2 separate regions of the Homo sapiens genome follow, and region 2 is linked to region 1. The links are chromatin loops, found by intact Hi-C in ENCODE. Cell type or tissue: heart left ventricle. All regions are shown on one strand. Region 1 overlaps ASS1 (argininosuccinate synthase 1). Region 2 holds the start of MIR6856 (microRNA 6856).

Region 1 (8,000 bases):
AACCAGCCTAGTTTCTTTAGTAGAGAAACCCCACATGCCTGTAGTCCCAGCCACTCGGGAGGCTGAGGCAGGAGAATCACTTGAACCCGGAAGGCAGAGGTTACAGTGAGCCAAGATTGCACCTCTGCACTCCAGTCTGGATGACAGAGAGTCCATCTCAAAAAAATAAAAATTACTGAAGGCCTTAGAGAGCTTTTGTGGATTACATCTGTTGATATTTATCACATTAGAAATAAAAGCTGAAATGTTTTAAATGAACAGTTCATGTTAACATAAGTAACATTACACTTATGAAAAATAACTATTTTCTCAAACAAAAAATTTTAGTTAAGAATCTTATTGGCTTCCATTTTTGCAAATCTCTGTAATGTCTGGCTTGACAGAAAACAGATGGACTCTTGTAGCGGTTTTCTGCATTCACTTGTTTTTTCGTTTGTTTGTTTGTTTTTCTTTTTTAGCCTCCCAGGGCTTCCTCGCTATGTGATGCCTTGTTTTATTGAAGTTTATGAAGAAAACTGGGCAACACAGTGAGATCCCATCTCTACAAAAAATAAAAAACTTAGCCGGGCGTGGTAGCACATGCCCGTAGTCCCAGCTACTCAAGAGGCTGAGGTGGGAGGATTGCTTGAACCCAGGAGGTTGAGGCTGCAGTGAGCTAGGATCACACCACTGCACTCCAGTCTGGATGACAGAGAAAGACCCTGTCTCAAAAAAACAAAAAAAAAGTTTTCACTCAGTGTCTCCCTGAAAAGTCATTGGGAACCCCTGGGGGTCTACATTTCAAGAACCATTCCTCTGGATCGGGGTTTCTCAGTCTTGGCCTTGTTCCCGTGTGGCTGGCCGTCCTGTGCACGGGAGGATTTTAGCAGTATCCCCATAGCCTTTACCCACTAGATGCCAGAATTCCACCCCCCACCTGGTAGTTGTGGCAACCAAAAATATCTCCAGATACTTCCAAATGCCTCCCCTACTCCCACCCCCAACAGGGACAAAACCGTCTCTGGTTGGGAACTACTGCTGTGAGATCTTAGGTGACAACTAAGTTTCATCTTGTTGGGGCTGATTTAGAAGCCACATCCAGTTTCACAGAACGGTGCATCAGGATTGATTAGCAGGCTGGCCGCGGTGGCTTGTGCCTGTAATCCCAGCACTTTGGGAGGCCGAGGCAGCTGGATCACCTGAGGTCAGGGGTTCAAGACCAACCTGGCCAACATGGTGAAACCCCGTCTCTACCAAAAATACAAAAATTAGCAAGCCATGGTGGCATGCGCCTGTAATCCCAGCTACTCAAGAGGCTGAGGCAGGGGAGTTGCTTGAACCTGGGAGACGGAGGTTGCAGTGAGTTGAGACTGAGCCACTGCACTCCAACCTGGGCAACAGAGCAAGACTTCGACTCAAAAAAAAAAAAAAAAAGAGAGCTATTGATTAGCAATGTCTGCCATGAGTGCAGGAGGGAGAGTAACAGTGCAGTGTGCTGGGATTGATGAATGATGTCTACTACAGATGCAGAAGAAGAAGCACCAGGTACAGCGGGGGTGGCCCCGTATAGGTCTCAGCTAGCTGAGGCCCCTGGGGCTCTGTATGCCAGATGGCCCCTGTCCTTGCCTACTTCTTCCTTCTGGGCTCCTCTTCCCGTAGGTGTTCATTGAGGATGTCAGCAGGGAGTTTGTGGAGGAGTTCATCTGGCCGGCCATCCAGTCCAGCGCACTGTATGAGGACCGCTACCTCCTGGGCACCTCTCTTGCCAGGCCCTGCATCGCCCGCAAACAAGTGGAAATCGCCCAGCGGGAGGGGGCCAAGTATGTGTCCCACGGCGCCACAGGAAAGGTGAGGCACCTGGGAAGGGCCGGGCAGAGGGAGATGGAGGCGGAGGGGTGTGGGAAGGAGATGAGCACCCCTCGAGCGGTTTCCTGGTGTGCCTCCGGGGCAGACTTGGTGCAAGGCAGCTACATGGCTTTGTTTAGACCCCAATGAGAGGGGTAACAGCTCGCCCCTGCGCTCTGTGCACTGTGGCACCTGAACGCCCATTCTGAGTCCTCACCTCCACCTTCTGCTGTGGGAGCGATGTCACCCCATTTGGCAGACTTGCTGCTGAGGCCTGGGGACATTGTCCAAGGTCGCATTGGCCAAGGTCACTGCGTGAGTCCCCCAGGGGACACGCAGGAAAGTGTTGAAAACCCTGAGTTGGCAGAGTAGGGTTCAAAGGCAGCTCTGCTGCTGGCTTGCCGTGTGTCCTCAGCCAGGGCCCTTCTCCCCTTCCTGAACCTCAGTTTCTTCATTTGCAAGATGGGGCTCATGCCATGTCTTAGTTTCCCAGGGCGAGGGTAACAAAATGTCTCAAACTGGTGGCTTAGAACACAGAACTGTTCTGCCTCATGGTTCTGGAGGCCTGAGGTCCATAGTGAGGGCATGGGCAGGGCCACGCAGCCTCTGAAGGTGCCAGGAAGCCTCCGGCTCAGGCCTCTCTCCAGCTTCCAGTGGCCTCTGGTGTCCCTTAGCGTGTGGCTGCGTCACTCCTGTCCTTCCGTCCTCCATCTTCCCAAGCTGTCTTCTTCCTGTATCTCTGCATTGTCTTCCCTCTGCTTGTCTGTTTACCTTCCCCTTGCTACAGGAACCCGTCTTGGATTAGGGCCCTTCAATGACCTCATCTTAACTTGGTTACTTTTTGTGTGTGTGTGTGGGGGAGAGGGACAAAGTCTCACTCTGACGCCCAGGCTGGAGTGCAGTGGCTCGATCTTGGCTCACTGCAACCTCTGCCTCCCAGATTGAAGCAATTCTCCTGCCTCAGCCTCCTGAGTAGCTGGGATTACAGGTGTGTACCCCACCACACCCGGCTAATTTTTTGTATTTTTAGTAGAGACGGGGTTTCGCCATGTTGGGCAGGCTGGTCTTGAACTCCTGACCTCAAATGATCCACCAGCCTTGGCCTCCCAAAGCACTGGGATTACAGGCGTGGGCCACCATGCCCAGCCTTAACTTGGTTATTTCTGTTAAGACCACATGAGGCCACATTCGGAGGGACTGGGGTTAGGACTTGAACCCATTATTTTGTGGAAACACAAATCAACCCATCCCGTACCCCTTCCCTCCGGGCCGTGTGTCCCAGTGCAGACTGCGGGGTCCCCGTGGGGTGCAAGACAGGAAGCCCCCTGCCTGCTGCTCTTCGGAAGGCAGTCCTTGAGAAACCAGATTCCTGACAATGTTGGCAACTGTCAGCCGATGTTTTTATAAAGACCCAAGTCATGAGCTCTCAGTCAGCGGACAGCATGCCAAGAGCCTGGTACAGGAATTGACTGTTTACCAACCCCACAGTCAGAAGGCTCGGAAACTCCCCAGTGACGGGGAGCTCACTACCTCGCCTGCCCGGGCTGGTCAGGGTGCTGATGGTGGGAAGTCCTGGCTCACTGTGGGAGGTCCTGGCTCACTGTGGTGCAGGGACACACACAGCTAAGATGATGATGGAGGAGACGCGGTTGATTTGAGGGTGGCCTGGGAGACAGCCACCCACCAGGATGGCACCTGTCATGTCTTTGAAAGTCCAAGTGTTCATTTCTTCACCGGAGCACTGGTTCAGCAAGCTTGCACTGGGTATCTGCTGGGAGTTGGGTGCTTGCTGGCATTGGCACAGTGCTAACTTCTTGGGCTCATTGCGTACCTTCAGAGAGCCCATTTCCTGGCAAGAGAAGAGAAAATGGATGTGTGATGAGGAATGGGAGTGGGGCCAGGGGTCTGTGCCAGGGAACTGCGGGAGCAGCAGGCAGGGGCTGAGGATGAGTCTAGAGGAGTGAATAATGGCATGGAAGAGTGTGAGAGGCAGAGGGAACAGCCTGTGGAAAGGCTTAGAGCCAAGAGGCCCTGAAGGACAGTCTGTCTGGGGCTGTGGAGCAGGAGCTATTGCTGTGGGGGAGGCAATAGGGCCAGGACTGGGCTGAGGCCATGCTGGGAGGTTTGGCTTCATCCTGAGGGCAACTGATTAGTGGGTGGAAGGAGGTCTCAGGTTGGATGGAGGTGGCCAGTGACTACCCCAGCGAGATGCTGGGGAAGAGACAGGGGAGAGCTTCTCACAGACTGCGGCCTTGGTTTTTACTGTCACTCCAGCTGTGGATGATGGGATGGTAGGAAACCAGGCAAGGAGGTTTGGGCGGGCCTGAGCTGTTGGGCAGGACCGTGTGTATGCTGCCATCTGTGCAAAGGTGGTGGCAGAGGAGGAGAACCCAGAGGATCAGGACTGGGCGACACAGCGAGACTCTGTCCCAAACAAAAAAAAAAGCTCCCGACCCATCTGCCTTAATGGAAAGAGCTGGATCGTGAGCTTCCTATCCCAGAAGGCATACAAGCCGAGGGCAGGGGATCAGAATTCTGGGAGGGGTCCTGCCCTCAGGTCTTTCCAACGGTACCATTAAGGTTCAGTAGGGCGGCATTCAGGTCTGGTGGAGTGCATGGGTGGGTGGGTGAGTATGGGTGGGTCGGCTCTGGCTCAGGCAGTTCCCGGGTCCATGCGGAGACCCCCACCCCGGACCAGCCCACATTTAGCCTGCAACAGCCTCCCGCAGCCGTGTGCGCCCCTCCTCCATGTGGCCACCAGAGGGCGCCAGAGGCTTGGGTTTGAGGCCTTGGGGGCCGACAAAGGCGGGAGGAGGTGGCGGCACCACCGGGGTCCTCTGTTCCCCATCCTGGACCTGCAGGGCGTGGTTCTGAGGAGAACGCCCCCCAAGCTAGTGCTATGGCCGCTCGGGACTTGGGGGCGTCCCTGCATTCACACTCAGAAGACCCAACAGGGACGGACTCCGGGGATGCCGGGGAGTAGGTGCTACCTGGCACAGCCACCTCTTTCCTGGGGTTGACAGGCAAGGCGTACTTCTGCGCCTCAGTGTCCCTTTATGACAGTACCCAGGAAACCCCCAACAGCCTCTGGAGACAATTTCCGAGAACTGGGGGTATGAGTGGAGAACCAGGAAGGCTGGGAGCGAGGGGAATCCAAGGCCTTGGAGGTGCTGGTCCAGCCTTCAGGCATTTACCCCCTGAGTAACCACCCAGCACCACCATCCCATGAGTATCCACCCAGCACTGCCCCGGGCGCCATCACGGGGGACGGGCCAGGTGGAGGCTTTCGGGTCTTTGGGCTCAGGGAAGGTGACAGTGAAATGTTGGGGGGACAACGGATTGGCCTGGGATGTGAGGGGGAAGGGCATCCTGTTTGCTGGAACCGCCTGAGCCCAGCCCTGAAGGCAGAGGCGGAGGCAGCCTCCCTTCCCAGCACCCCGTCCAGACAGCACCTGGTGCAGAAATTGAGCCGCACTCTCCCCTCCCATGCCCTGCTGCCAGCCCCACCCCTGCCCACCCAGAGAGCTGCACCGAAGCTGGGGTGGCCCTTGCGGGGCTCCTCTCTCCCCCTAGTTTTGGAAGAGGGGCCTGGAAATATGATTCTGAGACTCTAGCCGGGGAGCGAGAGTTTTGTAAATGGCACCATCTGTATGGGTGCCCCAGGGCAGATGGGAGACCCCAGGCCCCCCAGTCCCAGTGGGACCGTGTTTACATGCATGTTTACACACGTGTGCACAAATATCAGCATGCGGACACTCGTGTGTGAGACACTACATCCTCCTTCTCCCCGGAAAGCTGCCAGGAGCTGCCCTGGTGCTGGGGTCTTGGGGTTCAGAGGGGGAAGGATTAGACTGGCCTCCTTGGCTCTTGCCTGAGACGAGGGCAGAGTTTGAACCAAGGAAGCGTTTGTTTGGCCTCTTCGAGGGTCTCTGGCTCCTGAACAGATGGGTGTCCGCATGGCAGCATCTGGATGGGCAGACAGCAGCCCAGCCGTGCCTGGCTGGTGAGGCACAAGCCGTCTTTGTGTTGGGGAAACATGAAGCTGTGGGGGAAAATAGCTGGGCCATGCAACGTCGGACCATGCCTTACCATCTAAAATGAGGCTGTCTTTTAGTTGCTCCAGGAACGGGGCCGGCTGGGGGTCAGCAGGCAAATGTGGCCGCCCCCACCTCAGTGTCCTCATCCGTAAGATGGGACTAATAGAACCTGCCTCCTGGGGCTGCTCAAAGGATTCAGTGAGTTAATTATGCATGGAGCTCAGCTGGGAAGCCTGAGTGTGAACCGTTAGGATGAGCGAGTTTGCTGTGTGGCCCTGGGCAAGTGGCTGCACCTCTCTGAGCTTCACTTTCCTCACCCATAAAATATGGCTAAAAATCCCCCTGGCCCTGGGGGCCTCTCTGAGTGACAGCACATAGTAGGTGCTCACTAAAGGGGCTGCATGGAGGGTGAGTGAGGCCAGCCCAAGGCCTGTGCCGCACACACAGCTCCCAGCTCTGCAGAGAGGCTGAACCCTGGATTCTGTGCCACCTGACGAGAGTCTGGAAAATAGCATGTAATTCCCACCGCTGCCTGGCTGCGCCCATGCAGTTTTCACAGTAGGCAAAAGGTCCCTCTGTCATTTCCACAGCGCTTAAGTCTCCCTCTGGGCTGCCGAGCCCACGGGGAAGCAGGAGACGTGCGCGGCCATTTTCTCTCTGGGGACAGAGCTGGGCTGGCGGATGCCTGCGCTGACCCCGGCCTCCTCCTCCTCGGCATCAGTGTGGACGGTGGTCCCGGCTATGTCGGGGGTAACGTTCACAGCTCAGTGGGGTGTTGAGGTGTCTCCATTTGCCCACAGAGGATGCAGGCGAGGCAACCTGCCCGAGGGGGTGGCTGTGGTGCTGGGGACCTGGGCTTGGGTCCCGGGCCTGCCCTGGCTGTGTGTCCTTGGACTGGTTCCTTTCCCTTCCTGGGCCTCAGTTTCCCTCTCTGTGCAGAGAAGAGCTGAGGAGCAAAAGGCCCTCAGTGGTCACCTAGTTCCACCTCCTCCCTGACACCAGCCATTGAAGAGATGCGGAAACTGAGGCTCAGAGAGGTGACAGGGTTCCCAAATGTATGGGTATGGGGGAGTCCAAGCACCCTGGTGCCCCAGCCCTGAAGTGAGCTTGATTTGGGGCAGGGCAGGGTCAGCAATGTGGGGGCCTTGAGGAAGAGACTATAGTGCGAGCTCTGGGGCTGCAGGAGCAGGGCCTGGCCCCCCAGGTCTTGCCAGTGGCTGGGCCTCCAGCTCCAGGGGGTCAGATGTGTCCTGCACCCACCCACGTGACATGTGTGCCCTCTCCTATACTCTGCCATGTCCCCAGACGTGCACATCTCCCTCCTGCCACATGCCCACACATACACGACCTACACTGCATGACCTCACATGTGTACACGCTCTGCCCAGCTCTGTCTCCGCCACGGGCTGTCCTTGTCCTCACGTCCTCCCCCAGACTCCAGAACCCCCATCCTGTGGCTCCTGACAGCCCTCTGTTCTGCATTGCAGGGGAACGATCAGGTCCGGTTTGAGCTCAGCTGCTACTCACTGGCCCCCCAGATAAAGGTAGGATGTGGCTCCTCCCCTTAGCAGGGAGCACTAGCATCTGCAGCACCTGATGGGGAGGAGGGCACAGGGTTCTGGGAGATTCCACAGGACAGGCACAGAATCTCCTCCGTGGCAGGGGTGCCCATCGGGTGGACAGCCTGCTGGGGAGGCTCCCTTCGCTGGGGCCAGCTCCAGGGGACACACTTTCTTCCCCGCCATTCATTCTTCCCGGAGAGGCTGTCCAGGTGCTGGGGCACGGGATAGAAAGTCCCTGCCACTCTTCAGCCACATCCCTGGCATCCCAGGTGTGGGCAGGCATGGCTCTGGCACCCCAGGTGCGGGCAGGGATGGCTCTGGCACCCCAGGTGCGGGTGGGGATGGCTCTGAAACGTGGTTGCTGGTGTCTGGGATGCTCAGAGCCCTCCGAGCCCCAGTCAGAGCCCCCAGCTATGCCTGGCTCCTCCCCAGGCCACCTGTGCCTGGTCCCCAGCATCTCTTGAGCCTTTCCTGGGGTGGGAATCACCAGGATCTCAGGGCCTCAACCGCCCTGGCCCGTGGCATGTCACCCAGGCAGGAGGGCACCTGTGGGTATTGCCCAGACTGCTACTACCAT
Region 2 (8,000 bases), 160 kb after region 1:
ACTTTGGGAGGCAGAGGCGGGTGGATCACAAGGTCAGGAGTTCGAGACCAGCCTGGCCAATGTGGTGAAACCCTGTCTCTACTAAAAATACAAAAATTAGCCGGGTGTGGTGACGCGTGCCTGTAGTCCCAGCTACTCGGGAGGCTGAGGCAGGAGAATGGCGTGAACCTGGGAGGCGGTGCTTGCAGTGAGCGTAGATGGTGCCACTGTACTCCAGCCTGGGCGACAGAGCAAGACTCTGTCTCAAAAAAAAAGAAAAAAAAAAGAACGCAGTTCAACCACAGTATTATTCCTAAAAGGGAAAAATGTCCTTTATTATATCATTTCCAGGAATGCACTATAATAAAAACTAAGTTGCGTGTTAAAAAAAAATGTGTCCTGGGCCGGGCGTGGTGGCTCGCGCCCATAATCCCAGCACTTTGGGAGGCTAAGACAGGCAGATCACTTGAGGTCAGGAATTCAAGACCAGCCTGGCCAACATGGTGAAACCCCATCTCTACTAAAAAATACAAAAATAAACTGGGCATGGTGGCGGGTGCCTGTAATCCTAGCTACTCAGGAGGCTGAGGCAGGGAGAACTGCTTGAACCTCAGGGGTGGAGGTTGCAGTGAGCCAAGATCGTGCCACTGCAGGCTGGGCAACAGAGCGAGACTCCATCTCCAAAAAAAAAAAAAAAAAAAAAAGTGTCCTGGCCAGACACAGTGGCTCACGCCTGTAATCCCAGCCCTTTGGGAGGCCGAGGTGGGCGGATCACCTGAGGTCTGGAGTTCAAGACCAGCCTGGCCAGCAAGGTGAAATCTCATCTGTACTAAAAATACAAAAATTCGCCGAGCATAGTTGCCTGTGCCTGTTTTCTCAGCTACTTAGAGGCTGAGGTGGGAGAATCATTGGAACCCGGGAGGCAGAGGCTGCAGTGAGCTGAGATTGTGCCACTGCACTCCAGCCTGGGCAACAGAGCGAGACTCAGTCTCAAAAAAAAAAAAAAAGTGCCCTTTAAAAAGACAGGTTTGTGAAAAGTTCTGATGTGGTTTGGTTTCTCTGTGCCTAGGTATCTGTGCCTAGGTTTGCTGTGGGGATTGTAATAGGAAGAAACGGGGAAATGATCAAAAAGATCCAGAATGATGCTGGTGTGAGGATTCAGTTTAAACCAGGTGGGTATGATGATTTAAAAATCCTTAGTGTTAAAAAAAAAAAAAAATCCTTAGTGTTAAAAGGATGATAAAACACCTTACAAAACAAGGGCTTGGCTATTGGTTCATGTGTATTCACCTTTCTCATCCTTGCAACATCCTGCTACCAGATGACCAATCTCAGTTTCTTCTCCCAGCCTTCTTTTCCCTCCCCGGATACATGTCGGTCACCTTTGATTTCCAGGCCTTTTTTCTTTTTTCTTCCTGGAGTATATGCATAGTATGTCATAAATGCATAGTATGTCAGCTTCTGATTTTGCCAAGTAAAATTTTAAAATATATATGTATAATTTTGATTTTATTAAATTGGAGATAATTTAAAACCACACACAAAGACAAAACATCTTAGAATAAAGGACAAATTTTTAAATTTTATAAATTTGCCTTAATGAGCAAAATTTTCGACGTGGTCTGAAAAGAGGAAAACATGGCAGGCTCTTCTCTGGAAGCTGTTGCCATAGCTCTGCTCTGACTCCCTTGGCTTTTTTAAAGTCAAGCTTTGTTTTAGTTCTTTAATGATACATTTTTTAAATGGCTATAATTGCATAAGAATTGAGCATTGACCTGAAACATGCAAAACAATATAATGACACACATTTTCCTATCACCCACATCACTCCAAAAGAGTCCCTGCAGCTGGCAGTATTCCTGTTGCCCCTTTTGGCACCGCGGGTGAGAATATTGATTGGGAATCAGATTAATCCTTGTTTCCTTCTAACGTTGGGCTTTTTTCTAATCCTGTCTCTCACCTGGCTCCTCAGATGATGGGATTAGTCCAGAAAGAGCTGCCCAGGTCATGGGCCCTCCGGATCGGTGTCAGCATGCAGCGCATATCATCAGCGAGCTGATTCTTACAGCCCAGGTGGGTCCAGCTCTGCAGAGTGTGAGTGTTTGGGCTGCAGAAGTGGAAAGTGCTACCCGGGGCTCTCGGTGCAGCACCATAGAGCTGTCACCCTGAGGCGTCTCAAGTCACATTATGGGAAACCAGCAGTTTCTCTACATCAGCCTCTTTCCTGCCTTCTTGGTATTTTTTTCTGCTCATTAATTATTCTGCCTTTATTTACCTCACCATCTAGATTGCCTTTACACAGTAAGTTTCTGGCTATTTAAACCATGTGGGGAAATACCATGGAGATTGGTCGCCAAGTTTCAAATAATCAAGTGTATTTAATGTTAATCTGTGTTAGTGAAATCCAGTCTTAGTGGTAGAAGACACTTCAGGGTCCTCCAAAGTCCTAAAGCTGCCTTCATGCACTTGATTTCATGCACATCTTTGGACTGTGAGCCAGCCTGTGTGACAGTGCTAGGAACCCCTATAACTGATGGTAGGACTGAGGATACATTTGAGAATGACCAGAACGGAAGAATAAAGCAAGAGATTGGAAATTATAGTCCCAGCTCTGCCATCAGTCATGTGACCTTGGAGCTGCCTTTGAACCTCTGGGTCTGGTGTTCCCAGCAGCAGACTCAGGGTGCTTTGCACCAGGCAGTGCTCTCTATGTGATCCCCTAAGAGCCATCTGGTGGTTCTTACTCAAATTACAAATGTGTAGGCCCCCACCCCAGATCTACTGAATCAGCATTTCCAAGGGAGGGTCTTGGGTCTTCACTAGAGACCCAGGCAATTCTTAAGATTAGACAAGTTTATAAAACGGCCACTAAATCAAGCTCGTTCAGCCTGTGGGCTGCACGCAGCCCAGGAACAGCATTGAATGCAGCCCAACACAAATTCATAAACTTTCTTAAAATGTTACAAGATTTTGTGTGTGTGTGTGTGTGTGTGTGTGTGTGTGTGTGTGTGTGTTTTTAAGCTCATCAGCTATCATTAATGTTAGTGTATTTTATGGGTGGCCCAAGACAGTTCTTCCAGTGTGGCCCAGGGAAGCCAAAAGATTGAACACCCCTGCTCTAAATGATCTCTAACATCCTTTTTTTGTAGCAAGAGTTTATGAACCTTGGCCAGGCACGGTGGCTCACTCTTGTACCCAGCATTTTGGGAGGCCGAGGCAAGCGGATCACCTGAGGTCAGGAGTTCGAGACCAGCCTGACCAACATGGTGAAACCCTGTCTCTGCTGAAAATACAAAATTAGCTGGACGTGGTGGCTCACGCCTGTAATCCTAGCACTTTGGGATGCCAAGGCAGGTGGATCACCTGAGGTCAGGAGTTCAAGACCAACATGGTGAGACCCGTCCCTACTAAAAATACAAAATTAGCCGGGCGTGGTGGCGCATGCCTATAGTTTCAGCTACTCAGGAGGCTGAGGCAGGAGAATTGCTTAAACCCAGGAAGCGGAGGTTGCAGTGAGCCAGGATCCTGCCATTGCATTCCCGCCTGGGCAACAAGAGCAAAACTCTGTCTCAAAAAAAGTTTATGAACCTTGCACTGCAGAGGCTGCGAGATGTTTGGGAGAAAACCTTTTCTTCGAGATCTGTGGCATACCCAGAAAGTTGACTGTGCGCTCCTGTGCGTGTGTGAACATCCATTCTAAAATTGCCTTGTTTACTTGGCAGTTGTCTCATAAGAGCAGAGTGCGGGGGAAAAGCACTCCAATTGTCTCAGCTTTCTGCTGGTTTAGATTCTGGGTAAACGTTCACTTTACTCTTAATCAACATGAGCAGGTTTTGCCCAACATTTCTTCATGTGTTGAAAAGTCTGTGCAGCTTCTCCCTTCCATGAAATAGCTCTTAGCTTGACCAGGTTCACCCTCCACATTTAAGAGAGTTTAAATACTGCAGCTCCAAAATGACTCCGCGGACAGCGGCTGGAATGAGACTTGCTGCTGTCTCAATGAAAGGGCTCTTCCTCTGTCCGCTGTTAGATTTAGGTTTTTCTCTCTGCTGGGTGAACAGTGGGAGAATGCCTCAGAGACTTCTCCAGCCCCACATGGGGAGGAGGCCTTGGCAGGTTCCCTCTGTTCCTCCCTTCTGAAGTATCCCTGAATGGTCACTCTTGAACCTGTTACTGCTGCTGCTGCTTGGGGGCACAACAGCCAAGAAGTTTTCTAAAACTGAGTAAAATCCGTTTATCCTTCTTGCTGACTGGAGTGCCAGGTGTTGTGACTCATAGCAGTGCCTGGTTGGGGAGGGTCAGCAGGCTGTGCATATCTGACTTCCCATAGGCCCAGTATGTGTCCGCCGCAGGAAAGAGGGGCCTCAGCTGCAAGGGAGAAAGCAGTTCTTGATGCCTGTAGATCGGGGCCCAGTGAGGAAAGCTCCAGGGAGAAAGGCCGCTGGGCTTCAGCCTTGGAGTTTGTGTCTGCCTATTTCTGTTGGATACATTTGAGCTGTTTATGTAACCACGTGTGTTCGTCTGCACAGGTCCTCCCCAGATACACCTGTGATCGGTGTTAATTCTGGCTTGAAAGAGCCCTTCAGAATGGGAAGTGTGGAAAGGTGCTAGGTTCTGATGGGTGGCATTGATTACATCCTGTCACTTAACCTCCTCCCTGGAAAAGAGAGGAGCAGTGGTGCTGTGGCAGTGGCAGAGGTCGCTACAGCCCTGTGATCTTTCCAGGAAAGAGACGGCTTTGGAGGCCTGGCAGCAGCCAGAGGAAGAGGTCGTGGCCGTGGCGACTGGAGCGTGGGAGCCCCTGGTGGCGTCCAGGAGATAACATACACGGTGCCAGCCGATAAGTGTGGCCTCGTCATAGGCAAAGGTAAGAGGCAGCTGGGGTTTCACATCCCCCCTCAGCTGTTTGGCTTGAGGGAAGGCAGGTCACGGGACCTCCAGAACCTTTGGTGAGGTCCCTTTGCTGCTGCAGGCTGGGGCTGCCCGGTCTGGAGGCAGTAGCCACCTTCTGCCGAAACCCTGCTTGGCATGGTTCTCTGAGGCTGCTGACGGGCCTGTTGTGAGGAGCAAAGTGTATTATTTCTGGTGAGTATGAAGAGACAGCAGTAAAACTCCCTGCCTGTTGAGGGCAGCTTAGCTTGGTGAAAAGATACCTTGCGCAAGATGGGGGGCATTTGTCAATCGACTGATTGGTAATTAACTCACCTCCAAGGAACTTAGAGGGACGGTTGAGACAGTATCCTCAGTGAAAATTCCTTCTCGACAGTGTGTCACTTGTTTCCCTTACCAGGTTTGAGTATTTGGTCTTGATCCGCGTAACATGTGAAAATGGTTTTTATCCTTTCTGCATATTTACCGTGAGTCACGGACTCTCTGTGGAGGGAAATAAACATTGATGTGTTAGTTTTTTCTGGGCATTTTGGAGAACATTAGGAAGAAACCCTCATTCATGGCTACTGTAGCTCCTTCCTGTCCTTCACTGAGAACCAGGAGAGAGCAGCCACATTTCTCAGCCATTGGCAGCAGTTCATCTTGGCTAGCCCTGGGACCCAGAAAGGCTACTGAGACCAGGGCCGAGGCTGTGGGGCCTTCCCAGTGTAGCAGCAGGGCTCGGCTTCCGTGGGGCTCTGAGCCAGGCCTCGCTGCCAGCGGGGGACTCCCGTTGTCACTGGGTTTCGTATTTGCCTTCATTAGGTATTTGACAGCATGTGGAGAAAACAGTCGTCTCTCCAGAGTTTCTCAAATTTCTTTGATCACCAAATACCCCTTAGCTGCTTGAGGGGCGCTCGTATTGGATAGGCAGGACTTGGGGATGCTTCACCAGCAGAGACCTCCAGAGCTGGGCAGGTGGGAGCCCCCCGACACTCACCTCCCAGGAGCTGCCCTCGTCCCTGCTCACAGACACTGTGGGCTTATGCTCTTGCAAAATGCAAGAAACCGTGTTGTCTTTTAGACTGAACCACTCAGAGTTGGTATGGGTTCGTGTTCATTTGCCGGCAGGTGTGCGGGCTGGTGAGTGTTTGGGGATATTGCAGGCTGCACCAGATGCTGCCAGAAGTCCCACACTACCCAGGCCGTCAGCCTGACCGCTGTGAGACTGCAGCTAGTTGATGCCTGTAGGTTGACGATTAGCTAGATCTAGATTTCTTGGCCTTTTGCAAACTATTTTGTCGGCGAAGTTTTCATTTGCTTGTGTCTCTAAACCCTGACTGAGCATTGTTGCCTCACCATGACAGGTTCTCATAGTGAGCCCTTGGTGCTCACAGAGCAGCCCCTCGTAGTTGGTCCTCCACAAAGTCATCCTGAGTGATTCCTAGAAAACAGTGATGAGAACGAAGCAGTAACTGGTCTGTGTCCCATGCTTGAATAGCAGCCTAAAGAAGCCTAATTAGTGTCTCGGATATGGGAGGGTCTTTCTATGTCACACACACACCGCACTAAACACACGCACGCACGCACGCACGCGCACACACACACACACACACACACCCCCTACCCCTCAGGGCCCATGTGAGACATCTCTTTTCCTTGAGATGGGCGCCTGGGCAAGGGAGAGAGGAGCCCCACGCAGCCAGGCCCATCTTTCCTTGGCCTCTGGCCTGGACAGACACAGAGCCTCCCTGGCCCCTGCTGGATTTCCATGATAAACACAGCAACATTGACAGATAGCTCAGCCAGCCTGCTCTTGTCAGCCAGGCCTTTTAGCAGGTTTGATTAATTGCTTTACGATTTCACGTCCAGCCAGGGGGCCACTGGTGGGGCACTTCTGCCCCCCATCAGGTAGAAGAATGGAGCGGGCTGCTGAATGAGTCTATAGACAGCCACCATGTGCCAAGCTAGTGACCTCATTTTGAAGGAAGATGAACTTAAATTAACTCCTTCTGGCCCCACGAGGTTTTGTGGCGCCTCCTCACCTTATTAGCATGTTCCCAAGGCCTGGGGATGAGGGGCCCAGTGGGGAGGGCCGGGGCCTCGGCTGTCTGGGGACTGCAGGATTCTCAGTCGCAGACACTCGTGTACTTGTGCTTTTGCCTCCAGACCAAGTGGATCTGGTTGGAGGCTGGTAGGGTTCCCTCGAGTCTTACGTGTGCCTGTGGAAATGGTCTCCATTTTGGTTTCTATTCTTTTTTATTTTTTTTTATTTTTTTGAGATGGAGTTTCGCTTTTGTTGCCCAGGCTGGAGTGCAGTGGCGTGATCATGGCTCACTGCAACCTCCGCCTCTGGGGTTCAAGCGATTCTCCTGCCTCAGCCTCCCGAGTAGCTTGGATTACAGGCATGCGCCACCACACCTGGCTAATTTTGTATTTTTAGTAGAGACGGGGTTTCTCCCTGTTGGTCAGGCTGGTCTCGAACTCCCAACCTCAGGTGATCCACTCGCCTTGGCCTCCCAAAGTGCTGGGATTACAGGCGTGAGCCACCGCGCCTGGCCAAGTCTCTATTCTTTATTGCTCCCCAAAAAACATTGCCTAGGAGCCTGCTTTTCATGGTGCAGAGAAGATAAAATCCATGGCCTCCGAGTAAAGGGCAGAGGTAAAGGTCCCCTAGGAGGGGCTTGTACCGGCCCAGAGGAAATCAGAGCTGTGGGTGCTGGCCCGGTGTCCCCAGACAGGCGGGTCTGGCCAGGGTGGAAAATGCAGGGATGCTTCTCTGAAACTCCAGCGGGACCTTAAGGAAATCACAAGCACAACATTTGGTTTTGTTAGTTGTTTTTTAAATTTAAAACCACCCTAAACTTAACCAACGTCTTCTGCATGCGACCTTATCTGCATGCCATGTCTCCCGGCGTCTTTTCTCCCCCGTAAGGGCAGCCCCTGCTGCCTTCAGGAAGGACCACCTGCCTTTTTCATTCCTGGACCTCTGTAGAGTCCTTGCAAGACGCCCTTGTGTCTGCCTTTAGCGTCCCCTCCCTACTGGCCCGATAGGCTGTTGAGGCAGGGCTTTTCTGGCAGTGGGTAGAGAGAAGCTTGGAGTGTTTGGAGGATTGTGGACGGTGTCTTGGTGAGGTGCCACATGGCATTTA

The links. Peaks named below come from ENCODE experiments on the same cell type or tissue, not always from the same donor. Only the 100,000 strongest peaks of a DNase experiment are listed, where the experiment ranks them.
Region 2: it touches region 1 in a loop (2.8-fold over the local background); 4 of 110 quality-filtered maps call a loop at or near these places.

Annotation. Positions count from the first base shown.
Region 1 is chr9:130,456,763-130,464,762 of GRCh38, forward strand. ASS1 (argininosuccinate synthase 1) reads left to right here. Exons shown (of 15, transcript NM_054012.4): 4 at 1,639-1,827; 5 at 7,349-7,405. Among named protein-coding and RNA genes, the nearest start is that of ASS1, 16 kb to the left of the region's middle. RefSeq lists enhancers at 4,631-4,720, 4,801-4,850. In heart left ventricle, CTCF peaks have their summits at 4,587 (motif pointing right) and 4,792; DNase peaks (open chromatin) are centred at 1,819 and 4,589.
Region 2 is chr9:130,621,660-130,629,659 of GRCh38, forward strand. It overlaps FUBP3 (far upstream element binding protein 3), which reads left to right. Exons shown (of 19, transcript NM_003934.2): 10 at 1,049-1,151; 11 at 1,952-2,052; 12 at 4,705-4,846. It overlaps MIR6856 (microRNA 6856), which reads left to right and starts at 4,638; the gene lies at 4,638-4,704. In heart left ventricle, a CTCF peak has its summit at 4,701; a DNase peak (open chromatin) is centred at 4,775; H3K27ac peaks cover 506 bases.